Linked DNA regions of Mus musculus: region 2 is linked to region 1. A link is a loop called in an ENCODE intact Hi-C map of the cell type or tissue named here. Cell type or tissue: left cerebral cortex. All regions are shown on one strand.

What was found. Hi-C counts contacts between places; a loop is a spot of excess contacts. Peaks named below come from ENCODE experiments on the same cell type or tissue, not always from the same donor. Only the 100,000 strongest peaks of a DNase experiment are listed, where the experiment ranks them.
Region 2: a loop joins it to region 1, with 5 times the contacts of the local background. A loop is called at or near these places in 21 of 42 quality-filtered maps.

What each region holds. Positions count from the first base shown.
Region 1 is chr8:79,700,514-79,705,513 of GRCm38, forward strand. It overlaps Abce1 (ATP-binding cassette, sub-family E (OABP), member 1), which reads right to left. Exons shown (of 18, transcript NM_015751.2): 4 at 2,491-2,588; 5 at 1,261-1,378; 6 at 602-739; 7 at 400-469; 8 at 73-169. Among named protein-coding and RNA genes, the nearest start is that of Abce1, 8.7 kb to the right of the region's middle. In left cerebral cortex, no CTCF peak of the experiment used is centred here; no DNase peak of the experiment used is centred here.
Region 2 is chr8:80,719,386-80,724,385 of GRCm38, forward strand. Smarca5 (SWI/SNF related, matrix associated, actin dependent regulator of chromatin, subfamily a, member 5) reads right to left here. Exons shown (of 24, transcript NM_053124.2): 9 at 4,784-4,852; 10 at 1,303-1,412; 11 at 193-419. Among named protein-coding and RNA genes, the nearest start is that of Smarca5, 18 kb to the right of the region's middle. In left cerebral cortex, no CTCF peak of the experiment used is centred here; no DNase peak of the experiment used is centred here.

The DNA.
Region 1 (5,000 bases):
CTGCTGAATTAGCAGTATTACAAATCTAAACTCACAAAGACTGAGAACCACAAAAAGTGTAAAGTAACCTACATATCAGCCTTTTGTATGCAAACGACAGCACAAGCAAATCTCTGCAACTCTCCTCCTGAAAGATCTTCGACATTTCGTTCTTTAAGGTGAGTTAAATCTACAAAGAATAATCAGAAGCATTGTGTTCAATGTTATAAATTCCATTTCACCTCTTCTGGGCATAATGCACACTGGATGTCATGACTCTAGGTCTGAATGATAGATATTCCAGTGTAGTATAATAATAAAATAATTACTAAAGCTTTCCTCATTAATTTGGCAATCCATAGCCCATCAAGAAGATTATGACTAAGTGCAGTTTATTAAAAGCATGTCCTCAATACTTACCAAGCTGCTGACATACAATTGCCTGTGTCTTTGTTTCATCTTTTCGGTCCAGAATAGAGCCCACTGTCCCCTGTCACAATAGAAAATTATCACTATATTCCTTTCAAAAATTTCACAAAGTAAAGTAAGTCTATTTTGATAGAATTGTTATCGTCCTACCAATAATCTACAATCTATAACTTCTATCTATAAGCAAACTGACCTTTGCAGCCTTGGGAATTTGGTCTACATATTGAGGTTTGATAATGGCTTTTAGGTCATCTTCGAGAATCTTGGTAAAGTAATTTTGTAATTCAGATCCACGGAAATAAGTCAAAATCTCTTGCCAATCAGGTGGATCCTAGAAATACAATTGTTATGTGAGTTTAAGATAAAAATACAAAGGGGACAGTTCCTAAATAAAATTACATATATTAAATAAAATTAAACATATATCTAAATAGAGGACTTCTAGTTTAAGATTGGAAGCAGACTTAGTTTCAAATCAAGGCATACTAACTCAAAAGTTTGAGAGAACTATGAATTTTCTGGTAAGCAACACTAACATTTTTATTTTGAAGGGATAGAACATGAGACTTGTCACACACACACACAAATGACAACAACAGGAATGACATCAGTACATGGCAGTGTAAACCAGAATTGGGAGGCTGAGTTCAAGGTCCTTTGAAGCTACACAGTAACAGCATGTCTTAAAAAACAAAAACTAATCCAAACCAAACTTGGGATGTATAACACCTTTGAACTCAACTCCATAAATTAACTTAAAAAAAGAACATTGAAAAAAAGTATACCCATCACTCTCATAAAAAATCCATAAAAGATCCAGACATATTAATTTCCATAATCTTTAATACATACATCATACTTTCCAAGGTTTGGCTTTTGTTTTCCTGCTAAAATTTTTAGTGCAGTTGACTTTCCAATACCATTAGTTCCAACTAATCCCAAAACTTCACCTGGACGAGGGATAGGCAACCTATTACAATATAGGAAAACAAAACAAAAACAACTCGCTATTACATGGAAAAGATACACAACAACCAAATGATGTATTTTAAAGCACTTGTATGCCATTAATAAGCTAAGAAATATATGCTAAGCATTAGTGGCTATTAGTGGAGAGAAAACAGCCAAGAGAAACTAATTGTTAGAAATGTATCCATAATGAATAACTTTATCCAGTTCTTTATCAAAAATGACATTTTTCTTCATAGTTAAGGCTCATCTTTAACACACTAAATGTTTTGGTAAAAATTTCACAGCAGGTACAATACCACATTGTCTTTTTCCCCCTAATCTCCTATTGCTGTTGGCTCCTTAAGAGCGGGCAGGGTGAAAATACCTTTTAATTAATAAAACCTAGACTTTCAGATTCAATATATTAATATTCAGCAGATAAAAGTAAGCAGTGAGGCTAGGCTGTGCACACCATTAATCCCAGCACTCAAAAGGCAGACACAGGCAGGTCTCTGAGTTCAAGGCTAGCCTGGACTATATAGAGTATGTTCCAGGACAGCCAAGGCAATACAGAAATACCATCCTGAAAAGCCAGAAAGCATTAAGGACCTAGTTATTTAATGAGGTCCAAGTCAGTACAGCATTTCCTGTGGGACATAACATTAGTTGATGACTAAAACCAAAGCAACTTTCTTTAAAGATTATTCGGAAGTAAGGGTACTACGAACCACTGTCAACTGTGATCATATTTTAGAATAATTTAAGGGGTTTTACCTTCCAGACATTCTGTATCTTCACAACACAACTCAACTGGGCATTTGTGTTGCTTTAAAGTCCCTCAAAAATTAATTCAACTATTAACTAGAATGAACTGCTGCCATTTTTTTGCTTGTTTCGAGACATGATTTCACTATGTAGCCTAGACTGGCCTTAAACTCAGAGATGTCTCAGCCTCATGAATGCCAGGATTAAAGACATCTGCTACCATGCCTGGCAACTGCTGACATATAAATTAACCTTGTATTTTATAATAGTCTACTACTTTTTGGTAGATGCGCAAGATCATTTTCATCCATATTCTGAAAACCCTTCAGGGAATTTTACCCTTGACTGAAGTAAAGAGTAATATACCTGTGAAGCTTGAAGGCATTGGCACAGTAGCGATGTGTTGTTTCTTTTTCCAAGTTGCTTGGCAAATTGACAATTGATAAGGCGCCAAAGGGACATTTCTGTTATTTAAAATAAAGAATCACATATTAATTTATGATAGATGAATTAACAATATTATTGAAATCTTTCAAGCATAAAATTTACAAATATTAGAAATAATTTACTTAAATAATCAAGTTCCTTGAAGATAATAGCTGTATACACAAATTTAATAATCTTTATGATTGATACAACTTAAACACTGTTCAATAGTTTCCATAATTTGTCTATAGCAGATGTTTTTTTTTTTTTCCCTTAAATTACTCCTGTCCTTGTTTGCTTCTTTCCTAAAGATAAAGTCTTTTAAGGTGTCTTGATTTTATTATTTGGGGGAGAGGGTTATATCTATCCTGCCAATAGATAGCCTATATATTGAATCAAAGTTTATTATTTTTCTGTTATAACTCATCCTTCTAACTTAAGAATGTTTCAAGGCTAAAAATAAATTAATATCGAAAAAGAAAACATCAACAGAACTTACTCATTGTAGTATTTGACTATCAGACAAATGTCCCCAGAACAAGAATGGCCAAGTATAAGGATGTCACTAAGAACAGTGGGAGCCTGAAGGCTGGGGTGACGGCTCAGGTGTGTAATATTGAGCTTAGATGGATCCCCAACACTCATGTGAAAAGCCTGGTATGGCAGTGTGTTCCTAAAATTTCAAAGCTGGAGGTAGAAACAGGGGGATCCATAGGGCTTGCTGGGAAGTCAATAATCAAGATTAGTGAGAGACCCTCTTTTTAAAAAAAGGAAAGGGTTGAGTACCTTTAGTCCCAGTTCTTGGGAGGCAGAGACAGTTGGATTTATAAGTGTTTGAGGACAGCTTAGTCTACAGAGTGAGTTCCAGGACAGCCAAGGCTACACAGAAAAACCCCGTCTCAACAAACAAAATAAAACAAGAATGAATGAACAAGACACCTGGTTTGTGACTTCTGGCCTTCATACACATATCTACCCATGCACACATGCACGTTAAAGAAAAAAAAAGGCAACAGTAATGTGGCTAGAAAAGTATCTCTATAAAGAATAGACAATGATAGGCATGACCAGAAAGGACAAGATCAGATGACAGCTCTGCTCAGTAGATGAATTCAGGGAACTGAAGAAACTCATTCAGAGAGAATGCAGTGAATCTTCACTTCAAACTGAGATCAAAACAAATTAAAGAAAAAAAATTGTTTTCTAGTAACTTCTGCCCCTAGCCATACCACTAAATTTTTACAACTATATTGTGTACTCTGCTCATTTCATCAATGCAGGCTACAGGTGATTTTAAACTCTTATGTGACTTGGAAAAGGAACCCACACCATTTATAAGTAATGTGGATTAGTCAGTGTGCAGGATGCATATATTTCCCTTCTGCTCCACCACCAAGAGTTTATTTAACTGGTGTTTTAGGCATTCAGATAGACATCTAAAACTTTAGAATATTAATTTCTTATAGCATCAAAATCAAAATAGAACAGATGATACTGTAATGTTCACAGCAGATTCCTAACACCCTGCATAAAGGCAGGCACACATGAAGAAGGATTAGTCAGTATTTGCCCGGAGTAATATTTCCTGCTTATGCTTTTCAAAATAGGAAAAACTATTTCCAGATTCCATATAAATTTTCTGGATACTTGAATAAGGTTTCAAAAACAAATATAATACACCCATGGCTTATATGTTTAACGATTTATAGGGAAGTTTCCAAACTTTGGTGAAGTAAGTTCCTTTTTATATTGGACTATAAACAAACAAAAAAAATCTAATAACTTATCAGTTGTTAAATCTTTCTTTTAAGTTGGAAATTTATGACTTATAAGTCAAACGTCAATTATTCAATGTAACAATTTAAGATGTTTAAAATTATACTATTGGGATAAATAGATACATATATGAGATATAGTAAAACATTTTTAGATTGAATTTAAGATATTTTAGTTGTATTTCTACTTAAGAGTAGTAAATTTAAAATTTGAGACAGGTATGGTACATTCTATGTCAGCTGGAGCTACACAGAGAACTGTCTCAAAAAGAAAATAAATAAACCTGAAAAACTATAATGCCAGTTATGTTATCTCTAAAAATTTCTGGAAAAGATGTGCTACATTTTTTTATAATAAAAAGCTCAACAGAGAGAAATAACCTAGTTAGAAATATCTTTACCTAGCTATATATGATGATTACTTGTTTTTAAAAGTTTATTATTATTATTATTAAAATTATTATTAGTGTGTCTGCACGGTGCATTATTTGGACAGTGTGTCTGTGTTTGTGTGATCTTGTGTTTGTGTGTGCATGCCATGGTGCATCAAGTGGATGTCAGAGGACAAATTTGTGGAGTTGTTCTCTCTACAGTTAAGTGGGTCCCTCAGTTTGACCTCAGATAACCAGACTTGTTCTTCCAGGACATCTCACTGACCCATTAACTTCTTAAAGG
Region 2 (5,000 bases), 1.0 Mb after region 1:
TTCTATAAGAATTTAAGCCTAAAATTAAGGGAAGAGGATTTGGCTGAAATTTTTAGATCTTTTTAAACATTTAACATTTCAACTTTAAAAACTGTTAGAATAGACATTTCAAAATGTTGTATTTCATCCTCTTAATTCTAGAATTTTTAAAGTCTTCATTACTTTACAATTAAACGCCAGTAATATAGATACCTTGTTCTTTCAGTTTAGGGAGTAGCTTGTCTAACACCACCATCTTGCCACTGTTGGTAACTAGATGCATATCTGTTGTGTACGGTGGACCAGGTTCAGCTCCATCGAAGAGATAAGGATGATTGCAGCATTTCCTCAACTGCATCAAAATGTTCAATAGCCTCATTTTGTCCATCTTCCCTGCTGAGTTTAATATGTCTATATCTTTCATTAATATCCGAGTATACCTATTAAAAAGAAAAATTGTTTAATATGCCTACCACATTGCATACTTAATCCCCTCACCCATCCCAACCACAAAATATTTAATAATTTGAAAAACCACTGCCTGAAATTTGCTTCCAATGGTCTAGGAATAAACTGGTATAACAGAGACTTAAAAAGTTTCCCATGTTTATACAAAAGCAAAAAGCAAAAAAAAAAAAAAGTATTTCTCAGCTTATGTGGTGATGATGCATGAAATACATGAATCTAGGACTTGGTGCATGTTAAACACTTTAACAAATGTACTGCAGCTTGAGCCATCATTTTTTTGTTTGTTTGTTTCATGGATCTTAATTCTGTCTATTTTGTCTTCCATGACTGGCCAGCAAAATGCTGTACTTTTTAAATACAGAAATTATGAACTTTGGGCAAAATTAAAAAGAAGCGCCGAGCAGTGGTGGAGCACACCTTTAATCCCAGCACTTGGGAGATAGAGACAGGCGGATTTCTGAGTTCGTGGCCAGCCTGGTCTACATACAGAGTGAGTTCCAGGACAGCCAGAGCTATACAGAAAAGCCCTGTCTCAAAAAACAAACAAACAAACATTAAATAGAAGCATATCACTCAATGTTAGGATAACTAAACTAAACCTTTAGTATTTTATCACTTGTCCCAAATAAACAGAAGGAAGACACCCCACCAGAATACACCTGGGCAGCAGAAACCACACTGCAAGCCAGTCTGGTGTGCTGACTTGCCTCCTCCCACCTACCTTTTAATGGGCACTGAATTAACAGGTTAAGCCTAATCAAGTACACAGAAATTCTAAAGACACAAATTAGGTAAATAAGACTGTAAAATGAAAATCTGGGAAAACAGTACAAGCAAGTATCTCAGAATACATACCATTCTCTTTGCATTTTGCTAAGACCCACATAGATTTTTACTTCTTTTTTTGGAGGCAAACTCTTTTCAACATCAGCTTTAATTCGACGAAGGAGGAATGGACGCAAAACCTTAGAAAGAGGGAAAAAAAAGATGACCTTATCTGCAATACTGATATTATTTCAAAGTCTTAAAATTATGTACCAAATACATAGAAACAATTTGCTTGAATAACAACTATTTTTAGTATTTTCCTGTCCAGAAAATACCATTTATTACTATTGCATTACTGACTCTCACCACTTATTCTATTTGTATTTATATAATACTTGCTATATTTTCATTAAATACTAGAAAACAATGACGTGTCTTAAAACTATTTTCACCATTGCTAATTCATGTTTGTTTAAAAATGAGTTACATCGCTTCTCGGCCTTTTGGCTAAGATCAAGTGTAAAAATGAGTTACTTGAACACATGCTGTTCAGCACTGCTTAAGACATGGCTAGCCCACAGTAAGACCTGCGTGACTGCGTTTAAATAACTACCCATTACAAAAGCATTCAATGTGACAACTATAAAAAACCCAGTTCAATTCAGTTTTAGCAAGTTCAGATTAGCAAATGTAGTCGGACTACAAATCCTTGAGTTCCTCCCAGTTCTTTTTTTTTTTCCTTTCGAGACAGGGTTTCTCTGTGTAGCCCTGGCTGTCCTGGAACTCACTCTGTAGACCAGGCTGGCCTCAAACTCAGAAATCCACCTGCCTCTGCCTCCCAAGTGCTGGGACTAAAGGCATGCGCCACCACTGCCCGGCTTGCTCTCAGTTCTTTCCTAACAGTAAGCAATATTCTTTCTTTTTAAAGATAGATCTGTTTCACCTCTTGTTTTTAATTGTATACAACACATTATTTCTACATATTATCACTTATAACTTTATTCAATGTTTATGATTAGTATCTTAAATTTCAAAAGTACTAGTCCTTTTTATAAAATATAAGTTTTAGTATAACAATAAAACAAAAAATTACTTTTATTCTTTCTTTGTACTAGTTTTACTGGCTTATAAAATAATGACTATATCACAAAACAAATTTAAAGTGGGTGAGAAAAACCATCATCAACTCTTTTCTGATTACCGCATATACCAAAGCTAGGCCAAACACCAGCTACTGCAGAGACAAGAAGACCTTCAGTCCCACTTGGCTTTCTTATAAAATTGTCCAGTAGCTTGATAAACCCAGCCAAGAACTCATCAGACTACCCACAAACTCTGAAACTATTAAAATTCAAGTTATTAAGATAGAAATTTGTAGAGAGTAGGGAAGTGATTTTGTATCATTGTATTATTCCTAAGAATGCCAGGATGAGTTTTAAATTTTTTATTATTATTGAGTGTATCCGTGCATGCTGTATCTGCTATGACACACATTGAAGTCAGAAGCCAACCATGTCGAATCAGTTCTCTCCTTCCACCTTGGTGAGGGTGTCAGGGATTTAACTGAGGTTACGAGGCCTCCAAAGCAAGCACCTTTCTGTAATACTGACACATGCCACCAGCCTCCCAGGCTGACTGCTTATGTCTCTTTCACCACAGGGTCAGAGTGGGGATTTCAGAATGCAAGGGCAGGAGGACAAAGTAGAAAACATCATTTCTCTTCTCCCTTGAGTTGATAAGTACTTTATATTACTCTGAGAAAAAACAACAAAGATACCAAACACTTGACTCTGCTGCATAGGCACTTTAGCCTGCTTTATCTACATGTACCTAGACATTTACTTAAAGGAAAGTCATGAAGTAAAGGGGAAAGTTAGAAAGGAATCAATTCCTGTGCCTCATTTTTCATCACTAAGATCTTATCAACACTCTAACATTTCAAGATTTCAGTCCTTTAAATAAGAAAATCCTAAACCACATTTAAATGTTTTACTGTTATCTGAATTAAAAGTTCCTAGGAGACTATCACTACTCTCAGATATACTTAACAAAAAAAAAAAATCTCAATACACAAGAATTTAAAAGTATAATTAATTTATATATGAAAAAAAGACCAACCTGGCAATAAGGGCTCACACCTATAATCCCAGCACTTGAGAGGCTGTGGCAGGATTACCTAGTACAAGCCAGCCAGGGGTGCAAAGCAAAACCACGTCTCAACAAAACAGAACAGAAGAGGAGAAAGAAGAAAAATATCCACTGAAGCCAGGAACCATGCAAAGTATTTATGTTTTCAGAGTTTGTGCTTAAGATCCATTAAGGAAAACCCTTCAGTCTTCTGTAGGAAGTCCTATAAATGAGACTGCTCAAATGACTAAAGATGGAATGAATACACAAAGTACCTAGGCTAGGCTCAGCCTAGATGGTCAACAAGAAAGGTGGTAGATATAACTGAGACTTAGGCTATGTAGAAGACAATTAGGAAGAGATTCAATTAGAGTAAAAACAATGAACAAAGAAAGAATAAGAAAAACTAGTCAAATGTTTCTAGCATATTTATGTAAAAGTAAAATTAACGCTGGTGTATCTGAAAAGAATAGGATGTAAGGAAGGAGAGGTGAGCAGAGCATGATTTACCTTCCAGGGAACTTACAGACATTTTTATTGTCATGCATGGCATGTAGGAAGAAGTGTTAGGGACTACATATATAGTACACAATGCAACCTTCTCTTCTCCTCCTATCCCCTACATATTACCCTAGCCAAAATGTGACCAAGTGTTTAAAAGCTCCAGTATAGGTCATGAAAGAACCTCTAGCGCATGGTTACAGTATCCTGAACCTGACAATCAAGAGTATCCTTATCGGCGGGGCAGTGGTGGCGCACGCCTTTAATCCCAGCACTTGGGAGACAGGGGCAGGCGGATTTCTGAGTTCGAGGCCAGCCTGGTCTACAAAGTGAGTTCCAGGACAGCAAGGACTATACAGAGAAACCCTGTCTCAAAAAACCAAAACCAAAAAAAAAAAAGAGTATCCTTATCTACCTACCAACTTTTACCTATGAACTTCTATACTATGAAGAAACTGAACTATGCAGTAGTAGCTTTATGTACACTCACTATATTTAGAGTCAGATGTATCAACTGGTCCTTTCAGATATCAATTTTTTAGATCCTGCTATGGAACTTAAGTGAAACTAAGCTTTAAGAAGTTATCTACTCTGTTGTTTTATCCTTTATACTATACCTTTTAAAACTAAAAGATTACTTTCTTCATTACATTAAAAATCCATTCTAGGTTCTAAAACTAGATACTAAAACTATCAAAGATTATCTTTCTAATATCATTTCAAACACTGGATTTTAAATTCAAACATACACACACACACACACATATATATACATATATACATGTATATATATATATATACATAACATGTGTATATATACATATATACATGTTATATACACATACATACACATACACACACACACACAATACCATACTTCTGTTAACAGTAAAATAATGAAAATACTTTCCTATTAAAAGTATGTTCTAACCATACTTACCATATGAAGCCTCTCAACTAGCTTTTGATCCCCAAGGCAATTATTTGTATCAAACCAGGAATCAAAGTCCTAGATCAACAAACAAAAACATCGTAAGCTCAAAGATAAAATTAACCTTAAATGCCCTATATCTCCAAGTGTAACAACTGTTTCTTAAAAAAAAAAAAAAAATTTAGTTTAAGCCCTTACTTCCCAAGTATCAGGTTTACTACTAGCT